Linked DNA regions of Mus musculus: region 2 is linked to region 1. The links are chromatin loops, found by intact Hi-C in ENCODE. Cell type or tissue: heart. All regions are shown on one strand. Each heading gives the region's core, and the rest is flanking DNA. Links, peaks and the distances in the headings are about the cores only. Region 1 holds the start of Ecd (ecdysoneless cell cycle regulator). Region 2 holds the start of Nudt13 (nudix (nucleoside diphosphate linked moiety X)-type motif 13).

Region 1 (5,385 bases), core at 105-5,104:
ACAGAACAGATGACTGTATTTTGCTAGAGTTGGACGTAAGCACTGGTGACAGCAGTAAAGGACACCGGAAATGCTTCTGGGTGGCAACGGACAGTAACAAAACCCATTTAGTTGTTTTTATTGGCCAGACAAAGTCACTCTTGGATTCTCAGGAAAACAGCTACATGAAACAAAGCAACCTCCCACAGGCATCATGGAGATAAGTCCTGCGCAGAGAAAAAGAACTGTGACTAAGTCCCAAGCCTGGGCCTTCGCAGCACCAGCACTCACACTTAGGCACAGTGAGAGAGTCCATACCACAGCCACAGTCCCCGCATCCCTAGCCATAAAGATATTCTATAGAGTTAAAGTTAGGGGCTTGGCTATATGTGGGCAGACGTCAGTGGCTTTTAAGGTTATGGAACAAGTCTCTCAGAAGGAAGGCTTACTTTACCTTTTGCAGGCTTGTATTTGAGATTGAAAGGCTGATTCTGCCAGATATAAGGGACCAGTATGGGTGCGAACTGGGTCATTATCCGTTCAATGTACTTCTGAAGAATCTCTCTGTGCTCTTCTGTGCCTCTGGCTTTATCTGGTATCAGGAAGAGATGGTACTCCACAGCATCCTCTACCATTGCGAGCTTTCCACTGCCCTCCATTCTTCTCTAAAAATGGCCATCAAAGTTCAAGGGACATAAGCCACACAAAAGGAGAAATAACAGCATTCTCAGAATTCTTCTAGGTGACTACATTATTTCCCCCAAATTTGATACACACCTACCATCATGGTTCCGGCCTTTACCAGACACCACTTGATTTATCCTCTGAATAACAGACTTAAAACTATCTTCCTTAAAATTAAATTATGTGAACTGGAAACCTTGATATTATGGAGTAAATGAAAGTCCAACAACTCACTTCCCAAACCAAAGAAGTATGTGAGGATAAAAGTTAAAAATAGCTAGGTGTGCCTATGGTCTCAGCTGAGAGATCAAGGCAAAAGGATCACCTGGGTCCAGGATTTTGAGGCTAGGCTAGGTAACATAAGACGATCCTTTCTCACAAATAAATAAATGTTTGCCCTTCAGTCGGCAGCAGTGTGTGTAACACAGTTTGAAAACATTCCATTACTATCCATTATTCTCTCACACCTTCCAACCGTGCTTCAGTCGGTGGCATACTTTGGGCACTTTACTTTCTTGAGCTTTCTACTTAGTCGTGAAATGAAAGTGTTAGTCTGCCGTCTCTAAAACACCTTCCTTTAAAATTGTGTTACTAGGTGCGTTAAAAAGCAATGCCCCTTGCTCTACAGGGCTTCTATAGAAGATTTAAAAGTGCCAACACTTGCGTGTCGGAGTTTCGTCCCAAAATAATTGGTCATGGTTCCGGATGCCCACCTAACGCAGCAATTTAATTCCTAAGCTTACTTGGCTTTGCAATGAACCAATAAGGAACCTGCACCTTCTATGCAACTACCCACTCACCACTGTAAATTAGAATCGTGCTGCCTCTCACCCTGGCGGATCAAGGAAAAACTCTACCCACCCTCACCCTAAATCCAAGCAGGGCTCTTTATGTAGAATTTACAGAGTCAGAATTGGACTTGAGATCATGGGAATTAATGAAAAATGACATACCCGAGAGTACAGAAGAGGAGCCACCAGGAGCACTGTCCTGGCGCGGTATAGTGCTCCTTCACCAAACTAGACGCTCTTCTTCCACCTGACAAAAGTAAAGCGATCCCTTTCAATAGCTCTCTCGTGCGCCTCTGCTCTGGCACCTTTCCTTGGCTGCCTCTTCCAGCAGGACACTTGGTCAGAGGCGACCACCAACCGCCCAATCCCGGCCCATGCTGGGTCCTCGCGTTCGCTTGGGCCCTGATCCACGCCTGAACGCCTGCAAGTCGTGAGGCTCGGAACCCTGAGTATAGTCTCTAGTGCGCATCGGAGCCAATTTCCGAAAGACGCTGTACCTTCGTCACTTCCGCTCATGAGAGGAAGGAGGCAGGTCGGAAGACTATAGAGTGGGAACTCTGGGAGGTGGCGGTCCGGAATCTAAGCGACGGGGCGAGACGGGGCGAGACGGGGCCGGTAGGTGGCAGGAGGGGGCCGGGCCGGAGCCGGCGGGAGGGCCAGGCCCCGAGGCCCCCGCCCTGGCTTGCCCGCCCTGGCCGCAGAGGAGAAAAAGGAGGATGATCTCCAGATACACTCGGAAGGCCGTGCCGCAGAGCGTGGAGCTGTGAGTGGATTGCTCTGCTCGCCCAGCTTGGGCCGCCGGAGCTCAAGGGACCTTATAAGGCCCGTCCTCTCCTTTCCCGTCCCAGACATAGGGAGGGAAAATACTATCCCGGATTCTCACCTCCCAGCCCTGGTGGAAGCTGCCTTTTGTCTTTGGGTCACCAGCTTAGGGTGTGCCTTTGGGACTGTTAGGTCCTGAATTGAGGGAGTGCTGCATCCGTTGTTCCCACAGTGCTTTTGACCCCACTGAAGATAATAGCTTAAATGCTACAATAACGTTGAACGTGTCTAGTTCAGAACACCATGCAAAGCTGTTTGCTTGAATGCAATAGCGAAATCAGGTTGAGACCAACTTTGCACATCCTACAAATAAAGATCACAGGTCTAAAGGTTGTATCTAGAAGGTGGTGCAGCTCAGACGTACAAACCAAGGGTCAATCCGATTGTAAAGCCTGTTGTCAAGCAATTCACACATTGCCGTCACACCCCCTGCAAATAATGCTAAAAAGCAAGCACTTTGGTAGTTTAAAAACCTGCTTTGTACCCTTAGTAAAGTGTAACATAGAGCCTTATATCTACTGACTGGTACTTTGCAATTTCAAAAGAACCTGCAGTTTCTTGGTCCTTTCAGCAGTTCTGAAAGATTGCTGTAACTAGCTTCTGTTGCTCAGATAAAATTAGAAAGCTTCCACATCTGAACCCAATAGGGCCTGAACGTTTAAACCAAGTCCCATTGGTCCTCCTCATTGAAGTAAGCAATTTCAACAGCCATACACTTATTATGCATTCCAATAACATTCATTTAAAGTCACACCTGAGATTTTTAGATGGATACTTTTCTTGCCACTTAGCTTTTAGGAAATTTAACTAGATCTGGGCCTTCCTGTCTATGTATACAACTAAGATGTACAAGTATACCTAAAATGATGACGTAGGGCTGGTACATAATAGATCCTCAATAAGTGATAGCACTACTTTCTTCTTCCCGCCTTTACTTGGTAAAAGAGCCATACAAAGAAGAGAACCTCTCCTTGCTTTTCAGAAGCATGTTATCTATTAAGGAATATGTTATTTGCACAACAGCAAATCAGATAATAAGCTCCTTAGGGAATAAAACTAAGAAATAATCATTTCCCCAAAGTGAGAAGGATTTAACTTAAAATCTGCTTTTAATTTTTAAAATTCCATTTAGTGTATCATGCACATGCGCGTGCACCATAGCACACATTTGTTTTTTTGATTTTTTTTTTTTTTTTTTTTTTTTTGGTTTTTTGAGACAGGGTTTCTCTGCGCAGTCCTGGCTGTCCTGGAACTCACTCTTTAGACCATGCTGGTCTTGAACTCAGAAATCCACCTGCCTCTGCCTCCCAAGTGCTGGGATTACAGGTGTGCGCCACCACTGCCCGGCCCATAGCACACATTTGGAGGTTAGTAGACAGCTTCCAAGAGTCACTCATTCCATTATGTGAGTCTTGTTGATTGAACTCAGGTCATGAGGCTTGGTGGCAAGTACCTTTATTTACTGGGCCATCTTATCAGCCCCAGATTTGCTTTTATAATTATTTCTAACCAGAGATGTTAAAAATACATGTTGTATGAAGACACTCTGGATAGGCATCTCCTGAGCTGAAATTTCTGACCCTGTGTATTGTACTACTTGTTCTTGATGCTGTTTTTTATAGTTCCTAAAAATAGCCTTTCCCAAAGGGAATCATAATAGAGTGAGCAATGAGGATTAAATGCATAGAAATGATAGTGTATTTAAATGAATGTTTAATGTTAGCTGTTACAGAGCCCATCCATTTTGAAGTAGTAGCATTCTTTAGCAGTTACTAGTTATAGATGTTAAAAAGGGGTTAGCAAGGTTGATTGTCTCAGTGTAGTCTCCCACACCCTTTTTTGGTTCTGAGAAATGAACTTAGTACCTCAGATATGCTAGGAAGTACCACTGCTAAGCTATATTTCCAGCCTTGACTTTCATTTAAAATTTGTATTTACACATATAAGCAAGGTGTGAGGTTTGTGTGTGTGTGTGACCACCTCAAAATGTAAAACATTCATAATTTTTTAATCATCTACCTGCTGGGCACTACTCCTCTGGAGTCTATTTTCTGCTGGGGCTTGTCTGCTGGAATAAACAATACATTAGTTATTCTATCTTCCAGACATAGTTATCTAGAGCAGGCATTGTTTCCCCACAAAATTGTCTAGTCAGACATACCCAGGAGACAAGGTAGGTTAAACAGAGGCTTACAAGTTTCTCTGCCCACACATCATGAATCCCTAGTGCATGCGTTTCACTTAAAACAGAATTAAATAACTGCTTATGATGTATGATTAGCTAAGTGAGAGTCAGTGTTAAATCTAAGTGGTCTGGCTCCAAACATTCTCAGTGGAGGTGAGCATTCCGAGATTTTACTGAATTGTATTGTATTTATTTGTAAAGTTAAGAATGTACGCTTGAATTTTTTTCTCTAGTGGTAGACATGATTTAAAAGTATATGGTAGGGCTGAAAAGGTGGCTCAAAAGTTAAGAATACTTATTGTTCTTGTCGAGGATCTGAGTTTAGTTCCAAACAGGGGCTCACAGTTGCCTGTAACTCAAAGTCCAGATCTGACATCCTTTGTGCATGTGGTACATATGAAGCATAGACACCTACACATGATTTTTTTAAAAAATGTTAAAGTATGTTCACTAGGGGCTAACAAGATGGTTAGCATGTAAAAGTACTTGCCACCAAGGCTGACAACCAAGTTCAGTTTCAGGACTCACAAAGTGGAAGGAGAGAACCAACTCTCACAGGTTGGTCGCAGTCTTCACATACACACCATGGCATGCGTGTACATGTACAATACTGTAAGTGTGACTTCTTTACAGGAAATGTAAAATATAAAGACAGCTTTATTATCCTTCCCAGGAAAGGACTAACAAAGCACGCTCTTAACCACCACCCCCTTCCAGAGCGACTGGATGACATTTCCTCTACCAACAACAGCCATGGAAAAGATACAAGTTCTCACAGGTACTGCCACACAGCATGCGTGCTTGCTTGTTGCACTTGCTAATGGCAAAGGGTTTGTTCATTCGGACCACACCTGTGCTCGTGAGACCAAACAAGAAATGTTATCTCTGTGAGAGCCTAAGGCTGGAGGCTTGCTGAAGCTTGGA
Region 2 (5,385 bases), core at 72-5,071, 54 kb before region 1:
CATACACAGAGAGAGAGAGAGAGAGAGAGAGAGAGAGACAGACAGACAGACAGACAGACAGACAGACACACACATTCTCTCTCTTTATACACACACTACACACACACACACACAGAGAGAGAGAGAGAGAGAGAGACAGACAGACAGACAGACACAGAGAGAGACAGATAGACCCACACATTCTCTCTTTTTATACACACACACACACACACACGTTCCTCTCACCATTAAAAACTGGCTAGCCATTAAACTAGGCCTGCTGTCCTTTTTCTGATGATCTAGATCTGTGTTCAGATCTATATTCAGGAGTTAGTAACCTTGTCCCTACAATGGTTCTTTTAAAATGTCCTCTTGTTCCGCTTAAGCCCTTTGGTGACATTCTATCCCTCTCGGAATAAACCCAGAACATTATAATGGCTTTATAAAAACATAACACTCGTGAGGCTCCGTGTGATCTAGTGCCTGTCTATTTTTTGACCTCATCTATAATGATCTGTCCTACATTTCTTTGTTTTACCTTTTATTGTTATGTGTTATGGGTGTTTTGTCTGTGTATACTGTGTACCACATTTGAGCAATGCCCACAGAGGCCAGAAGAGGACCTCAGATCCCTTGGAACTAGAGTTCCAGAAGGTTGTAAGCTGTTATATTGAAGCTGGGACTCAAATCCAGGTCCTCTAGAAGAACAATCAGGACTCTAAACCATTCTGCCATTTCTCCAGCCCCAGTCCTAACCTTTCTTTACACCCGCCAGGCACATCTCCACCCCAGGGCCTTTGCACGAGCTTATTTTACTCTGTCTACAAGTCTCTCCCCACAAATCCTAACTTGGCTGTTCCTGTCAGCTCTGTCAAGCTCTTTATTCCAGTGTTGCCTTAACAATGAGGCTATCCATCCTACGTAAAATAGCAAAACCGCTCCTCCTCTTACCATGCTTTAACTTCTGCCCCAGCACTTACAACCGTGTGTACAGTTATTTATTTTGTTTTCTCCCATAGAATTTTGTTTACATTAAGATGCATTTTTTATGTATCCTGTACTTTTAATATTTTGTCTCATTAATTATATTTTGAAGAGCTAGGGAAATGGCTTAGTGGTTAATAGCACTGGCTTCTCACAGAAGCAAGCAACTCCCATAGTAAGAAAGAAAGCAGCCCCAAGTAGCTTTACTGGAGATTCGTCTTAGATGGTGATTGATCCTACTGATTGACCAAGGTAAGAGTTTTACCTAAAGCGTCTATATACCTAAGCACAGTCCCTCGTTTATTTAAAGCAAGGTATCAGTATGCACCCCTGATAACCTGAGTCTACTGTGTACACTGGGCTGACCTCAAATTCAGAGGGCTCTGCCTCTGTCTCCTGGGATTAAAGGCAGGCCTGGAACTCCTTTTTTTGTTTTTGTTTTTGTTTTTCGAGACAGGGTTTCTCTGTATAGCCCTGGCTGTCCTGGAACTCACTCTGTAGACCAGGCTGGCCTTGAACTCTGAAATCCACCTGCCTCTGCCTCCCAAGTGCTGGGATTAAAGGCATGCACCACCACGCCCGGCTAAGCCCGGAACTCCTAACCTTAAAAAAAGATTTTTTTTTCATGTTCATATGTACATGGCACATGTGTGTCCATGGGTGCACATTAAAGTATGTGGGTGTAGAGGGTAAAGTTGACATGGAATGTCTTCCTCCATGGCTTTCCCCTTTGTTCATTGAGGCAGGGTCTCCCACTGAACCTGGGGCTCACCAATTCAGCTAAGCAGCATCTAGCCCAGAAGATCTGGAAACTGTTAAAGCTATTTGTTTGTGGTGGGTTTCACTATATGCTTTATAAGGTTAACTTTGCAACCCAAGGTTACAAGCTCCCGGCCTAAAAGTTGAACTACAATTCCCAGAGTGCATCGGTAATCTCTCTGAGACTGCTGGGAAGTGTGTCAGATTTCCACTTACCCAACCACCCCTACGTGCGCTGTAGCGATGAAACTACATTTCCCAGAGTGCATCTTTAAGGAGGATTCTGGGAGGTGTGGCAAAGCGTCAATCCCACTGGGAAGGGAAAAGAGAAACCATTTGAACTTGAACATTTGGAGTTTCCAGGGGCGTGCAGACCATTGGGGCATAGAAGGCATCTCGAAAAGAGTGAGTACAGGAAACGAAACCTGTTCTAAGTGCAACTAGGATGTAGTAAGGAGCCATAATCAAAACTTGCCAGACGCTCTCGGTTACAGAGTTTGACAGTTTTAACTTAAACCTTTCAAATCTCGAGAAACCGGACGTTTTTGTACCCAACATTGAGTACCTCTAAATATTTTCTGAAATATTTTTGAAGAGCTATTTAAAATGGAAGTTTCCAATATTTCACCTTTTCTCTTAATTTTTTAAATGGTGGCGGGATCTTTTAGAAATAAACCATAAAGCTTTTTATATAAACCAGGGCACAGAGACCGTGAAGTCTGCAACACGGCTGCTCATCAGCTTCCAGCATTCCCAGCCATCGAAGTCCACAGTGGAGTGGCTGCTCCCTGGGCACCTGTGAAGATTCAGGAGGAACCCACGGTCACGCTTTATGCCTTTCAAGTCATTCCATCTGGAAAGATGAACAGAATGAGAAATGTGTGTGTGTGTGCCATAGAAGTTGTTAGTTCATACGTTCAAATGCCTTGGCATTTATTAGTTTTGAGTAAAAACAACGTTACCTTTCATCTCATCGATAATTCTTTGTATACACACACACCAGGAGCGTCAAGTGTGGGGATGCTGTTTGACATATTGTCCAGTCGTCAGGCCATGATAATCGACAGTTGGCTAAAATTAATTTGGTATCAAATATTGGACAAGAAACCAGGTAGCTGTATGGCCATACAAGAGCAGTGAGTAGTTACAGCTCGATTCCCAGGACCCATTAACCTCACCAGAGGAATTCCAGTAGCCTAAATTTCCAGTAGCGTGAAAATAACCTCTTTTAGCCGTTAGTCCTGGAAACTACTGGTTTTGTTATACATTATTGTATTTATATATACATATATATGTGTGTGTATGTATGTATATGCATGTGCTTTAAAATTTAAAGATAGCCTATAATCCTTCCTGCTGAAGCAAAAGAGTCGCTATGAGTCTGAGGCCAGCCTGGGTTACAGAGTGATACTTTGTCTCAAAAATAAATAAATAAATGAAATTTAAAATCAGTAAAAATAAATAAGTAAATTTTAGTCAGGGCTGGAAAAGTGGCTCAGCAGATAAAGTGCTTGCTGAGTTTGAGTCCCCAGGACCCATGTAAAGTGGGGTGCAATAGTGCACATCTGTGACTCTCTGGAAGCTCACAGGCTAACCAGCCTAGTATACACAGTGATGAATGACAGAAATATCATGGCTCAAAATAAGGTGGAGGGTGAGGACCAACACCTGAGGGTGTCCTCTGACCTGTACACTTATCCTGTGGCATGTGTGTGCCTGCAGTATCTCTCTCTCTCACAGTCACATGCATATGCATCATGCACATGCAGTCACATACTTAGGCACCAAACACATATGCATCACACACACACACACATACACACACAATTGTAAGTGTACAAATGAACAGTTTAATTGCATGTGCCCCTGTCAACCTTCATCGCCATCTCTTTCTCCTAAACTAGCCACTGTCTATAGTCTGTGTACTTCTGAAAAATACAAAAGCCTAATTATAATCTCAGCATTCAATAGGCAGTAGCAGGAGGATGGGGTTCAAGGCCAGCTTGGGTTATATGACACCTTCTCAAAACCAGAAAACAAACAAACCCAAGTAACTCCAGATAAGTGAAGTGTTGTACACTTGTAATTTCAGCACTCTAGAGTCAGAGGCAGGAGATTGCCATGGTTCAAGGCCAGCCTAGCCCACTTAAGCAAAGATCTAACCTCAAAATAACAAAACAAAACAAAAATTAATTTATGTACCCCAGAATGTTTATCTGTTCTCTTAATTATACATAAATTAGGTAATGGTGACCAATCAAATATTACTTGTCTTTCCACCTGTCTAGCTGAATATATAATTGGCAAATAAACCCAGGTATGGTGCTGGGTATGTGTGTTTATCTCAGCATGTAGGGGTCTGATATAGGAGGATTGCCTCTAGCTCAAGGCCAGCCTAGACTACATTGTGAGTTCTAGGCCAGACTCATCTTAGAAAGCAACAATAATAACAGTAAATTGATAAAAAAAATATATATATATAGTATACAGTATAATATTTTATATTTGTATATCTTATTAAGTAAATCAAGCTAATATATCTATTACCTTATATATTTGTAGTTGTTCGTTGCGATAAGCACGTTTAAGGTCTCTTAGTTTTCAAGTGTATATGGTCACCATCAGTACTGCAGATCTACAGAACTTACATATCCTGTCCAAGTGGAACTGTGTGCCCTTTGACCAGCTTCTCCCCATTGCCTTATGGGCATTTCTCATTTAATAATATGTTATGAATACTCTTTCCTGCTACTACACAGATCATTCTAAATTTAAAAGCTATTTATTATTCTGTTTAATCATAATTGGGGGGGTTGCTAAAAATTAAACCTTGAGCCCCATGCATGTTAGGCAAGTTGTCTACATCCTATAGCTGAGCCACATCCTCGAGCTACACCCCCATCCCCACTAAACATTTTTTTTTTTTTTTTTTTGGTTTTTCGAGACAGGGTTTCTCTGTGTAGCCCTGGCTGTCCTGGAACTCACTTTGTAGACCAGGCTGGCCTCGAACTCAGTAATCCACCTGCCTCTGCCTCCTGGTGCTGGGATTAAAGGCATGTGCCACTATGCCCGGCACCCCACTAAACATTTTGTTATTGTTCTATGAGTGTGATGCCTGTGCCTGCAGATGCAAGCGTGCCGTGCCATAGCATGCACATGGAGGCCGGTGGACAACTTCGGGGAGTCAGCTCTGTCCTTCCACCATGGGTTCCAAGAACCAAACTCAGGTCATCAGGTTTGCACAGTGAGTGCTTATAGTGGCTCAGCCACCTTGCTGGCTCCCGTTCTCATGATTTTTTAAAAATTTATTAATTTCATGTGTATCAATGTATGTCTGTGTACCACATGTGCGTCTGATGCCTGCAGAGGCCAGAAGCGAGCACTGAGTCCTATGGGACTATAGTTCCTGGTTCTGAGCTGCCACCTAGGTGTGGGAACAGAATAGGTCCTCTGGAAGAGCAGCCAGTGCCTTCAAATGCTGAGTCACCTCTAGCCCCTATCATTTTTTAATTAACATTCTTAAATTTATCCTCCCTAGGATAAATTCTTAGAAGTAGAATTTTTGTTGAAAAAGAGTTTAACACATTGATAGTTATTCATAAATTAACCTTAAAATATTAGAACAATGTACACTTCTGAGTTATATATGAGATAGTAAAATTG

What was found. Peaks named below come from ENCODE experiments on the same cell type or tissue, not always from the same donor. Only the 100,000 strongest peaks of a DNase experiment are listed, where the experiment ranks them.
Region 2: a loop joins it to region 1, with 2.8 times the contacts of the local background. A loop is called at or near these places in 1 of 42 quality-filtered maps.

What each region holds. Positions count from the first base shown.
Region 1 is chr14:20,346,178-20,351,562 of GRCm38, forward strand. Ecd (ecdysoneless cell cycle regulator) reads right to left here and starts at 1,944. Exons shown (of 14, transcript NM_027475.3): 1 at 1,617-1,944; 2 at 434-644. The coding sequence starts at 638. It overlaps Fam149b (family with sequence similarity 149, member B), which reads left to right and starts at 1,985. Exons shown (of 14, transcript NM_001024512.2): 1 at 1,985-2,217; 2 at 5,135-5,239. The coding sequence starts at 2,171. In heart, for the core only: a CTCF peak has its summit at 2,134; a DNase peak (open chromatin) is centred at 1,974; H3K4me3 peaks cover 2,575 bases; H3K27ac peaks cover 1,743 bases.
Region 2 is chr14:20,292,666-20,298,050 of GRCm38, forward strand. It overlaps Nudt13 (nudix (nucleoside diphosphate linked moiety X)-type motif 13), which reads left to right and starts at 2,025. Exons shown (of 9, transcript NM_026341.3): 1 at 2,025-2,127. In heart, for the core only: no CTCF peak of the experiment used is centred there; a DNase peak (open chromatin) is centred at 1,976; H3K4me3 peaks cover 1,209 bases; H3K27ac peaks cover 957 bases.